2 separate regions of the Homo sapiens genome follow, and region 2 is linked to region 1. A link is an interaction called in ENCODE POLR2A ChIA-PET data of the cell type or tissue named here. Cell type or tissue: MCF 10A. All regions are shown on one strand. Links, peaks and the distances in the headings refer to the core of each region. The heading gives the core; the rest is flanking DNA. Region 1 overlaps DLG5 (discs large MAGUK scaffold protein 5). Region 2 overlaps LOC105378383 (a long non-coding RNA gene).

Region 1 (5,382 bases), core at 154-5,153:
GCGTTGTCATTTGGTAATTTAGTTGTTGTGTAAACATGAGTGTGCTTACACAAACTTAGATGGTATCTACCCCATACCTAGGCTACACGATATGGCCTGTTGCTCCTGAGCTGCAAACCTGTACAGCATGGTACTGTACTGGCTACGGTAGCCAGTTGTAACACAATGGTAAGTATTTGTGTGTCTATACATAGAAAAGAAAAGCTGCAGCAACAGTACAGAATAAAAGATAAAAAATGGTCCACCTGTACAGGGCACTTACATGAATGGAGCTTGCAGGACCTGAAGTTACTCTGGGTAAGTCAGTGAGTGAGTGGAGAGAGAATGTGAGGGCCTAAAACATGACTGTACACCGCTGTAGGCTTTGTAAACACTGTACACTTAGGCTATATTCGACTTACAGAAAATATTTTTCCTTCTTCAATAGTAAACTGTTGCTTACTGTAACTTTTTTACTTTATAAACTTTATATTTTTTTAACTTTTTGACTGTTTTGTAATAACACTTAGCTTAAAACACAAACACATTGGGCCGGGTGTGGTGGCTCACGCCTGTAATCCGACCACTTTGGGAGGCCAAGGCAGGCAGATCCCTTGAGCTCAGAAGTTTGAGACCAGCCTGGGCAACATAGCGATACCCCGTCTCTAACAAAAAATACAAAAAAATTAGCTGGGTGTGGTGGCACATGCCTGTAGTCCCAGCTACTTAGGAGGCCGAGGTGAGAGGATCGCTTGAGCCCAGGAGGCAGAGGTTATAGTGAGCTGAGACTGCGCCACTGTACTCCAGCCTGGGTGACAACAAGACCCTGTCTCAAAAAAACACACACACACAAAAAGAATACACACAAACACATTGTACAGCTGAATATTTTCTTTCTTTATATCCTTATTCTATAGGCTTTTTCTATTTTAAAAATGTTTAATTTTTTTGTACTTTTTTTGTTAAAAACTAAGACACAAATATATTCATATATTAGCCTAGGGCTACAGAGGGTCAGGATCAACAAGACGTCATTAGGTGACAGGAATTTTTCATCTCCATGGTAATCTTTTAATTTATTTTTTTTAGAGAGAAGTTCTTGCTTTGTCACCCAGGCTGGAATACAGTGGTGTGATCTCGGCTCACTGCAGCCTTGACGTCCTGGGCTCAGGCGATCCTCCCACCTCAGCCTCCCAAGTAGCTGTGACTCTAGGCACGTGCCACCACACCCAGCTAATTTTTTGGTATTTTTTGCTAGAGACGGGGTTTCGCCATGTTGCCCAGGCTGGTCTCAAACTCCTGAGCTCAAGGGATCCGTCTGCCTTGGCCTCCCAGAGTGCTTGGATTACAGGCATGAGCCACCACTCTTGGCTAATTTTTGTATTTTTTGTAGAGATGTGATTTAATCTTTTTTTTTTAATACATATTTCTTTTGTTTCTAACTCTATTATAATCTTATGGGACCACATCCTACATGTGGTCCACCATCATTGACTGAAACGTTGTTATGTGGCACATGACTGTCGTGCATTTCAGGGGGTGCTGGAGTCAAGTGGTTGGGGTTCCACAACCTGAAAAGACTGAAAAGCACAGCACTGGGAGTTGAGGATCCTCCTCCCACTGTGGTCTGGCTTGTCATGCCTGGCCCTGAGCTCCCTATCCTCCCTGGCCCTTCTGGAAGGCCCCAAGCCACTGCTTTTGTCTTGGGTTGGGGGACTCTTGGTTTGCATGAACATTTGACCAACAAGGATCAGTGGGACAGGGGTGGTCAGGACAGCACAGAGAATCAGAAGACCTATCATGTCCTATGCCCTTTGTGCGTTGTGGGTCCAGTGCGGAACAGACACTGTGTCCCCTGACACGAGTCAGCCTGCCAGATCCCATCCACAAATTGGATGGTTGCTGTGAGCTCCTCTGACCCCAACAAGGGTCTCTAAGGGTTGATTGAGATATCAGGTAGACATATTGACAGGGTTCAATATAAAAGCACCATGGATTAGTCTCTTCTCCTGGGATGAGGTGCTTTCTTCCTAGAGATGGATTTGGATCTTATCAGAGGTGGTGGTGGCAGCGGTGGCTGTTGCCTGCTAGGAGCATAAGGTGTGGGGCTCCCTGTAGGACACTCAGTCCTAGGGTGGTTGATGAGGGCTGGTGAGGGTTAAGTAGCCTGGAGGCATCAGGACCAACTTGAATTGCGTCACACTGACCTCAGCTGGGAGCCAGCAGCCCTCCTCTTAGCCTGCACGCCTGGGCTGGTTGGGCAGGTCTTTCAGGCGGGTGGACGGCTTGCAAAAAGGGAGCCGTGCACTGTCCAGCCCTGGTCGAGGAGGGCGGGGACACGGCCCTTGGGCCCCAGCTGCCCTGGTCCTTAGTAGCGTCATTGGATTTCAGGTGTGCCTTTCTCCTCGAGCCATGCCTTCCACTCTCCTCAGGGCACAGGTTGGTCTGTCCTGCTCCATGTGCCAGGCTTAGTGGTGGGTAACAGCTGATATTTCCAAACCAGGGGAGGATGCAAGGATCACGGCCAAAACAGTCGCATCCTGGAGGTGTGAAAGCCAGGTTGGGGAGAGAGTGCGCGTCTTCAGGGTCCTTGCTGGGGTGGTTACTGGGGGTTGTTGAGTGCTTGGATGCTGGAGCCAGATGCCCTGCACTCACTTTCAGTTCTACCTGCTACCGTCTGTGGCTCAGTGTTCTCATCTGTGAAAGGGGAATGCTAAGAGGACCCACTTGTTGGGTCACGAATAGCTAACACAAGCCAACAGCTCAGGACAGCACCGGGCGCCTCGTGAATGCCAGATGAACACAAGTTCACTTTATTATTCCCCTTCCACAGGCACTACCGGGAAGGCGCCGTCCCCACCACCCCTCCTCACTGACCAGCAAGTGAATGAGAAGGTGGAGAACCTCTCCATTCAGCTGCGGCTGATGACCCGGGAGAGAAACGAGCTCCGCAAGCGCCTGGCCTTTGCTACGCATGGCACGGCCTTTGACAAGAGGTAGTAATTGCGCCGTCTCCCCTGCCCAGGCCCCATGGTTGGGATTACTACCCCGATGCTGGTGCTGTCACCCCCAAACACCCCTGGCTCCTGGGGGTCCAGGCTGCGCTGCCTGAGTGTCCCCTTTCCCCCACCTCATGTCCAGAAATGCTTCCCAGGGGCAGGACCCACAGGCTTCTTGTGGGGCAGGTCCCCATCCCACATGTGGCAAGGCCCCTGATAGTGGTGTGCTTGTGTGCAAAGTCAGCTCGTGTGTGTGTGTGTGTGTGTGTGTGTCCCTACCACTGTCTCCTAGACCTGCCTAAGTTGAGTGAAGCTTTATGTGGTTGGTAAACATATTAATTGTTCCCTGTCACACATGTGTTTTATTTGTTTTTTGAGACGGGGTCTTGCTCTGTTGCCTGGGCTAGAATGCAGTGGCACAATCATGGTTCAATGCAGTTTTGACCTCCCCGGCTCAAGTGAACCTCCCACCTCAGCCTTCCAAGTAGCTGGGACTATAGGTGTGTGCCACCATGCCCAACTAATTTTTTTTTTTTAATTTTTTTGTAGCAGCAGGGTCTTTCTTTTTTGCCCAGGCTGGTCTTGGGCTTCTAGGCTCCAGTGATCCTCCTGCCTTGGCCTCCCAGAGTGCTGGAATTACAGGCGTGAGCCACAGTGTCTGGCCCCACATGATGTGTTTTAAACAGAGCACATTGTACCTGGTGTCTTTGTTGCTTTGAAGAAAATGTTTGCTGCTTTTGTTGTGATTTAGAGGTAGATACCAGGGAAGGGTGGCCCATAGGGTGGGGCAGAGAGAGTCTTTATCTACCTGCATGATCTAAGAGGACTTTCTGGGAAGGAGGAGGGCCAGAGAGTGGTTTATCCTTTAGCTCCCATGCTGGTAGAGGTCTGGAGGGGAGGGGGGCTTGGTGTAAACACTTCAGTTTCACCTCTTTCCTTCAGGAGTAAGGGTCTATGCCTCTGCACTTTGTGCCTCTGGGATTATGCCAGAGCTGCAGAGCCTGATCCCTGAGCTTGTATTCATGAGGATATGCCCCTCAGTCAGTTGGCCCGAAGGCAGGATGAGTGAAGACGTGGATGTGCTAGCACATGAGAGTTGGCACACTATGGCCCACGGGCCCACTGCCTGTTTTATAAATGAAGTTTTATTGGAACACAGCCATGCTCATTGGTTACAAAGTGTCTATGACTGCTTTCCTGCTACAAAGGTGGAGTCGAGTGGTTGCAACAGAAACTATGTAGTGTGCAAAGCCTAAAGTATTTACTGTGTGGCCTTTTGCAAAAAAAGTTTGCTGACCTCTGCTCTAGAAAAAGGGTCCTCAAACTTGAGCATGCACCAGAATCATCCACAGAGCTTGTTAATGCACAGATCATTGCCTCTCTTTCCCTCCCTTCAGAACACCTGACTCAGGAGGGCTGGGGCTGGGGCTAGGCCTGAGAATGTCTATTTGTGACAAGTTCCCAGGTGATACTGTGCTGCAGGTCTGGGAACCCCACTCTGAGATCACTGCTCATGGCCAGTGTTCTTAACCTTGGTTGCACATTGGAATACCCTGGGGAGTTTTTAAAAAATCCTCACGTTTGGGTTTTATCCTCAGATATGCTAATGTAATTGACCTGGGCATTGGTATTTTAATGTGTACCCAAGATTGAGAGTCATTGTTCTAAAGAGAGGAGAAATTTCTTTTCTTTAATATTTTACTTTTATTTATTTATTTATTTATTTAGTAATTATTTTTGAGACAGGATCCTCTCTGTTGCCCAGGCTGGAGTGCAGTGGTGTGATCTCGGCTCACTGCATCCTCGACCTCCTGGGCTCAAGTGATCCTCCCACGTTAGCCTCCTGAGTAGCTGGGACTACAGGCACATGCCACCACACCAGGCTAATTTTTGTATTTTTTTTTGTGGAGGCGGGGTTTCACCATGTTGCTCAGGCTGGTCTCAAACCCCTGGCTTCAAGTGATCCACCTGCCTCAGCCTCCCAAAGTGCTGGGATTACAGGCACGAGCTGTCACGCCGAGCCTACAGAGAAGAGACATTTCATCACAGGTTTCTGGTGGACTCAGACCTGTTGTACAGACTCCTGGAAGCTCCTGCAGAACAAGTTGGCACCTTCTTAGCTCTCCAGGCCCATGCAGGGAGCTCAGGCAACCACGGCTCCCTCCATCCTAGGGATTCTGATTCTGTGGGTCTGAGTGAGGCCAGGATATCTGAGTTTAACAAACACCCAGGTGTGTGTGGTGCATAGAAGACCAGTACTGGGGAACCACTGGGCTGGCCTAATCCAGGACCTGGTTCCTCTATCCGTGTGAATCCTGGGGCCTGTGTTCATGGGGCCATTCGCTCTCTGGGCCAGGCCCTACCACAGGCTGAATCCTGACTATGAGAGGCTGAAGATCCAGTG
Region 2 (5,382 bases), core at 52-5,051, 1.6 Mb before region 1:
TCCAGGGACAGCACGGGTGATGGGTTTTGGGATGGTTTTGGGATGATTCAAGCACATTATTACATTTATTGTATACTTTATTTCTGTTACTATTACATTGTAAAATATAATGAAATAATTATAGAACTCACCATAATGTAGAATCAGCGGGAGTCCTGAGCTTGTTTTTTGTTGTTGTTTTTTTTTTTTTGCTATTAGACGGTCCCATCTGGGTGTGGGATATGATGAGGTTTTTCTTCAAATAATCTGATCAATCTCTTATTTTTTAATTCATATATTCCTAACATGGGGGTGATAGGAGACAGTGACAGATCATCAGGCATTAGATTCTCGTAAGAATACTGCAACCTAGATCCCTTGCATGTGCAGTTCACAAGACAGTTTGTGCTACTATGAGAATCTAATGCTGCCACTGATATGACAGGAGGCAGAGCTCAGCAGTAATGAGAGTGATGGGGAGCCGCTGTAAATACAGATGAAGCTTTGCTTGCTCTCCTGCCATTCACTTCTTGCTGTGCAGCCCAGTTGCTAACAAGCTATGGATCGGTACTGGTCTGTGGCCTAGGGGCTGGGGCCTCTGGCTTAAGAAATACATCGTATGTCATGATCAGGCATACTAAATATGTATACAAGTGAATGTCTTTTTTTAAATGACACAAAAGTATCACAAACAATACTTGTGTGATGTATTCTGATAGACTCAATTCTTCCATTTAATTCAAATAAAAATCTGATCATGACCCATTAAGTTGATTTCACAACCCACTAATCAGTCAAACCTACAGACTGCACTGCTTTAAAGATACTATTCTCGCTGTTGGGTATAAAATACATTGTGGGGGTCGTGGGGGTAGGCAAGAGAAGAGGCAGGAAGCTCAATGAGGAGGATATTGCACAAACTCAGGCACAAGCAGATAGCAGATTGGAGCAGGATGTTGGTGGTGGGGGCAAAGGCCGGTGGGCACTCTGTGTTTTAGAAGCAGAATGTGCAGGACTTATTAATGAATTAGATGAACAAGAAGGAGGAATTAGTGATGACTTTGTTTTTGGTTTGGGTCGCTGGGGGAACAGCGGTGTTGATTACTGACATGGATTTGCCTGGGGAAAGGAGCTGATTTGCAGGTAATTGAGAGTTCTGTTTGGGCTGTGTCCATTTCAATGCAATCTCACCCATTTTAATTTTTCCTGCTCTAGTCTTAGAGTCAGCTGGAGATAAGTACATAGCAGGTAGAGAAAAAACCCATAGTGAAATGTTAAGGAAAATAGAAAACTTAGTTAACATCTACTCAGGGCTTACTCTGTACCAGGCAGTGTTAAAAGCATTACACATATTCATTTAATTCTCAGGATAATGCTATGAAATAGGTGCTATCGTTGTCTATGTTTTACAGAAGAAGCACAGAAAGGTTACTTTCCTTGTCTTCAGTTGCATAGCAAATACATGAGCTGAGATGTGAACCAAGTCTGCCTGATGACGAAATGTTATCGGTCTGTCAGGGAAAGAGGTACTCAATCTCTTGGAGTAGAATGAATCTTTTTTTATGAATTTTGACTTGGAAAGATGTTCACATTATATTGCAGAGTTGAAACACAAAAGTAGGATTCAAATCAGAAAAAGCAGCTTCTGATCCATTTTTACAGTAAAAGTTAAAAACATGTCTATGCATAGATAAAAGACAAGAATTATGTATATTACAAAATTAACACAGGTTCTCACTCACTGATGGGATTAGATAGCTTAAATGTTTGACAGTGATCATATACAGCCATTGTAAAATAATATATTTTAAAATAGAGAAAGAAATGGAAACAGTGTTCGGCATATCTAGCCTGTCTGTGACACAGACTTATGGCAGCAAAGTGCCTCAGAGGACAAGTGCGCATTGTGGTGGAGGCCACTGAAGATGTGGGCAGTCATCCTGGTACTCCCTATCTGCGGATCACTGTGTGGCCTTGGGACCACAGGGTCCTCAGAGTGGTATCTCAGGGAAAGTACCTGCAGCAGTGGTGTCTTGGTAAATCTTTAACCACCAGCTCTCTAAAAAATAAAACATCCTTGATTTGCAGTGTTCGCTGATTTCTATGGCATAAAAACTACCAGTTTCAAGTGCAAATTGAGAAAAGATGAACAATAGTACACAAGTATATGGTATTTCCACCATGTAAATACAATATGTAAATTACCTCCAGAGGATAGTTAACAGTAAAATGCAATAAAGTAAATAGGACATGATGAGTTAGGAGTGTTTATTACTTTTAAAAAAGTATAAATTATTTAGTTGCAATCTCATATCATCTAATTTTTAATAATGACTGTGTTTAACAATTGGCTTACAAGATTCCCCGAAATTTAGCAATTGGCTCTAATGAGTCAGTATGAGCCTGCCCCAGCACACCACTGCCTCAGAGCCTTTTGGGCTTTGTCCAAGATCAGAAGGAGCTATGTGCCTGCTGAAGCAACTGAAGGAGGGAACCTCACCGCCGGCTCCTTTGCCCCACAAGGCATCTCGGCTTGAATCTCAGTCCGGAAGGAGAGAGAGGAAGGAGCATAGGAGAGGACTCCAACCAGGAAAGCCAGTAGCAGGAAGGGCTGGCAGCATCAATGTTATCATGGGAGCTGTTTTTCTCTGTCTTATCAATGGCAGAGACAAGGGAAAACAATACCTCTGACTTGATATCACTTTGCGAGCCAACAGGAAAACCCCAGAACCATGGGTCTGCAATGGCTTTGCCAATCTGGGTGGGTCAGGATTCCTTTCCCATCTCTGAGTTCTTGCCTTCTGCCTGTCTCTGCTTTCTATGCTCCAGTATGCTGATTACATAGCTCCGAGTCTCAGTTTCTCCTCTCTGAAATGGCCCAACTTGGCAGGTCCTGGAGAATTCAGGGGCATAGCTGCCTGTCTCTCACTGTGAAGACCATGGCAGAAGCAGGGCAAGCATTTCTGCTCCTTGGCTCTGTGTGACCGTCCTCGACACCACCCAGTTTCCATATCATCTTCACTTTGGGAGCTGTGTAGGCACTGAAAACATCATCCTCCATCAGCAGATTTGGAAACTGAGGTCCAGGGAGGTCAGGGAACCTGTTAAAATGGCAAAAGAACCAACTGCACACACATTTCATAAAATAAAAAAGTGGGAGATCAAGTGTTGCAGAGAGTGTGAACCTATAGGATTTCTTATGCATTACTAGAGAACATTAGTAGTATCTTGGAAAGGTGAACATGCATATATTCTACAATGTAGCACATACACTGAACAGATATTGTTGCAAATGTAGGTCAGGAAGAGTCATAGCAGCAGTGTTCACAGTTGCAAGAACCATCAACAGGAGAATAGTTGAATAAACTGTGGTTGAGTCACACAACGGATGGAATACAGGAATCTAAATCTAAATGAACCAATGAATGAATTACAGCGGCATACCTCAATGTGACTAAAATTTAGTAGTATGGCCAGGTATGGAGGTACATACCTATAGTCCAGCTACTCAGGAAACAGGTGGGATTGCTTGAGGCCAGGAGTCCAAGACTGTAGTGCACTACGATTGCACTTGTGAATAGCCACTGCACTCCAGCCTGGGCAAGATCCTGTCTCTAATTAAAAAAAAAAAAATAGCAGTACAAAATTAAGTGAAATAAGTAAGTCATAAAGATTCTATACAGCATGATACTCTTTTAAGAAAGTTAAAGAACAAATTAAAAATATCTATTTTTAGAATGCATACAGATTAGATACAATTAAATAAATATGAAAGCAAGGGAGTGATTCCAGATGGTGATTATGTCAGGTTGGAGGAACCTAGGAGATGGGCTAGGGATAGATCTCATATGTAGATATAAGTTATTGTCAGGGTTCTCATTTTTATGGTGGCTGGTTTGTACAGGGACTATAAGCAAACAATTAAATAAAACATAATATTATGAAGAAGGATTATGGTTAACTCCCTTCTGTGCCCCTGGGCTGGGGGGAAGAAGAAGGCTGGCATTGAGAATCAGACTTGGCTGGTGCCACTGTCTGGTTTTCAGGGGGACAACTGAAAATCACAGAACCAGAAGTCATGTGCTTTCCCCTTTCAGGCCTCAGTTTTCACATCACTAAAATTAGGTTTTGGGATCAGGTCATCTTTGAACTCCTTTATTAGCTGAGATAGAGCAGGCCCTGCTGCAGTAACAGATAAGCCTCCCCATCTCAGGGGCTGTACACATCACAGTCTGGGAGACCACCCTGGTCAGCTCACCTACAACACTGATTTAGAGATCCGGACTCTTCTGTCTTAGAGTCTTTCACCTCATGGATGGGAGAGAGAAAGCGTGGAGAACCCACACCCACTCTTGCCAACTCCCAAGAGTCACGCTGTTCCTACTCACCTTCTTGCTGAGAATGCACAGCCCCCACCCCACTGCAAGGGAAGCTGAGTGAGAAGGGAAGAGGACTTGCCTGCTCAGGGAACACCGACCCTCCCTGCCCGAGCTCCCTGCGTGTCTGTAATCCTCACAGTCTCCGGGATGTTCCAGCCCAGATTCGACAGTCTCCTGTTTCTGAGTCTACAATCCACAAAGGCTTTCTGAGTTTATTCATTCATTCCTTAAGTAAACAGAGGGCCTGCTCTGATCCAGCACTGGGTTAGGCCAAGGAGCTTATCACTCCTTAAAAAGCTCATAGTCCGGGGGTGAGTGCTGGTGGGAATGGAGGAGAAGGGAGGACTGACCATTTTACAAATGTCATCATATCGTGTGAACGCCCCATAGTCAAAGATAAAAGAGAGAATATCTAATGGGTGTGTGTGATGGGGGAGGAGGTTGTGATCACAAAAGGCTTCTTTCAGAAAGTCAGTTTTTCAGCTGGGTCTCTAAGTGTGAGAGGAGACTGCCAGGAAGACTAAAAGAAGGGGCTCTTCCCAGTAGGGGAACAGCAAGTGCAAAGGCATGGAGGCAAGGAAGGCCTTGCACGCATGGGAAAGGCCAGTTATTTCATTTTGCCGAAGGTGGGGTACACATGGTGTAAGGGTTATGGGGGTAGGTTGTACTTGCCATTAGGGTAGAAGGGTGATCAGGAGTCAGATGCTGAAAGGCCATGAATGTTTTGCCCAGTAGGTGTTTGGATTTCATCCAGTGGGCCACCATGGAAAGATTCCAAGTAGGCAAGGAAGGCTAAGGGATGACTGGAGTGGCAGTTTCAGGCCCTACCAAAGTCTCCATTAGCCAACTTTCCTTCTATTCTTTGATGTAAGCAAGGCTTTTCTCAGAATAATGTAGAGAACTTTGCACATTCAACTTACAGCGAGTGTCTTAATCCCATCTCCCAAACAGATATCCCACTAACCTAAATACATAGAAATTCCAGAGCCATTCTCCTCATCACCCACAAGAGGACAAGCTCACA

The links. Peaks named below come from ENCODE experiments on the same cell type or tissue, not always from the same donor. Only the 100,000 strongest peaks of a DNase experiment are listed, where the experiment ranks them.
Region 2: POLR2A ChIA-PET joins it to region 1 with 6 read pairs; 1 of 35 experiments calls an interaction of 5 or more read pairs at or near these places.

Annotation. Positions count from the first base shown.
Region 1 is chr10:77,854,323-77,859,704 of GRCh38, reverse strand. It overlaps DLG5 (discs large MAGUK scaffold protein 5), which reads left to right. Exons shown (of 32, transcript NM_004747.4): 3 at 2,813-2,975; 4 at 5,335-5,382. Among named protein-coding and RNA genes, the nearest start is that of DLG5, 70 kb to the left of the region's middle. RefSeq lists enhancers at 2,327-2,850, 2,851-3,374, 4,891-5,382. In MCF 10A, for the core only: no CTCF peak of the experiment used is centred there; DNase peaks (open chromatin) are centred at 2,184 and 4,094.
Region 2 is chr10:79,451,571-79,456,952 of GRCh38, reverse strand. LOC105378383 (a long non-coding RNA gene) reads right to left here. Exons shown (of 4, transcript XR_946104.4): 3 at 3,473-3,593; 4 at 2,234-3,080. Among named protein-coding and RNA genes, the nearest start is that of ZCCHC24, 8.6 kb to the right of the region's middle. In MCF 10A, for the core only: no CTCF peak of the experiment used is centred there; a DNase peak (open chromatin) is centred at 2,422.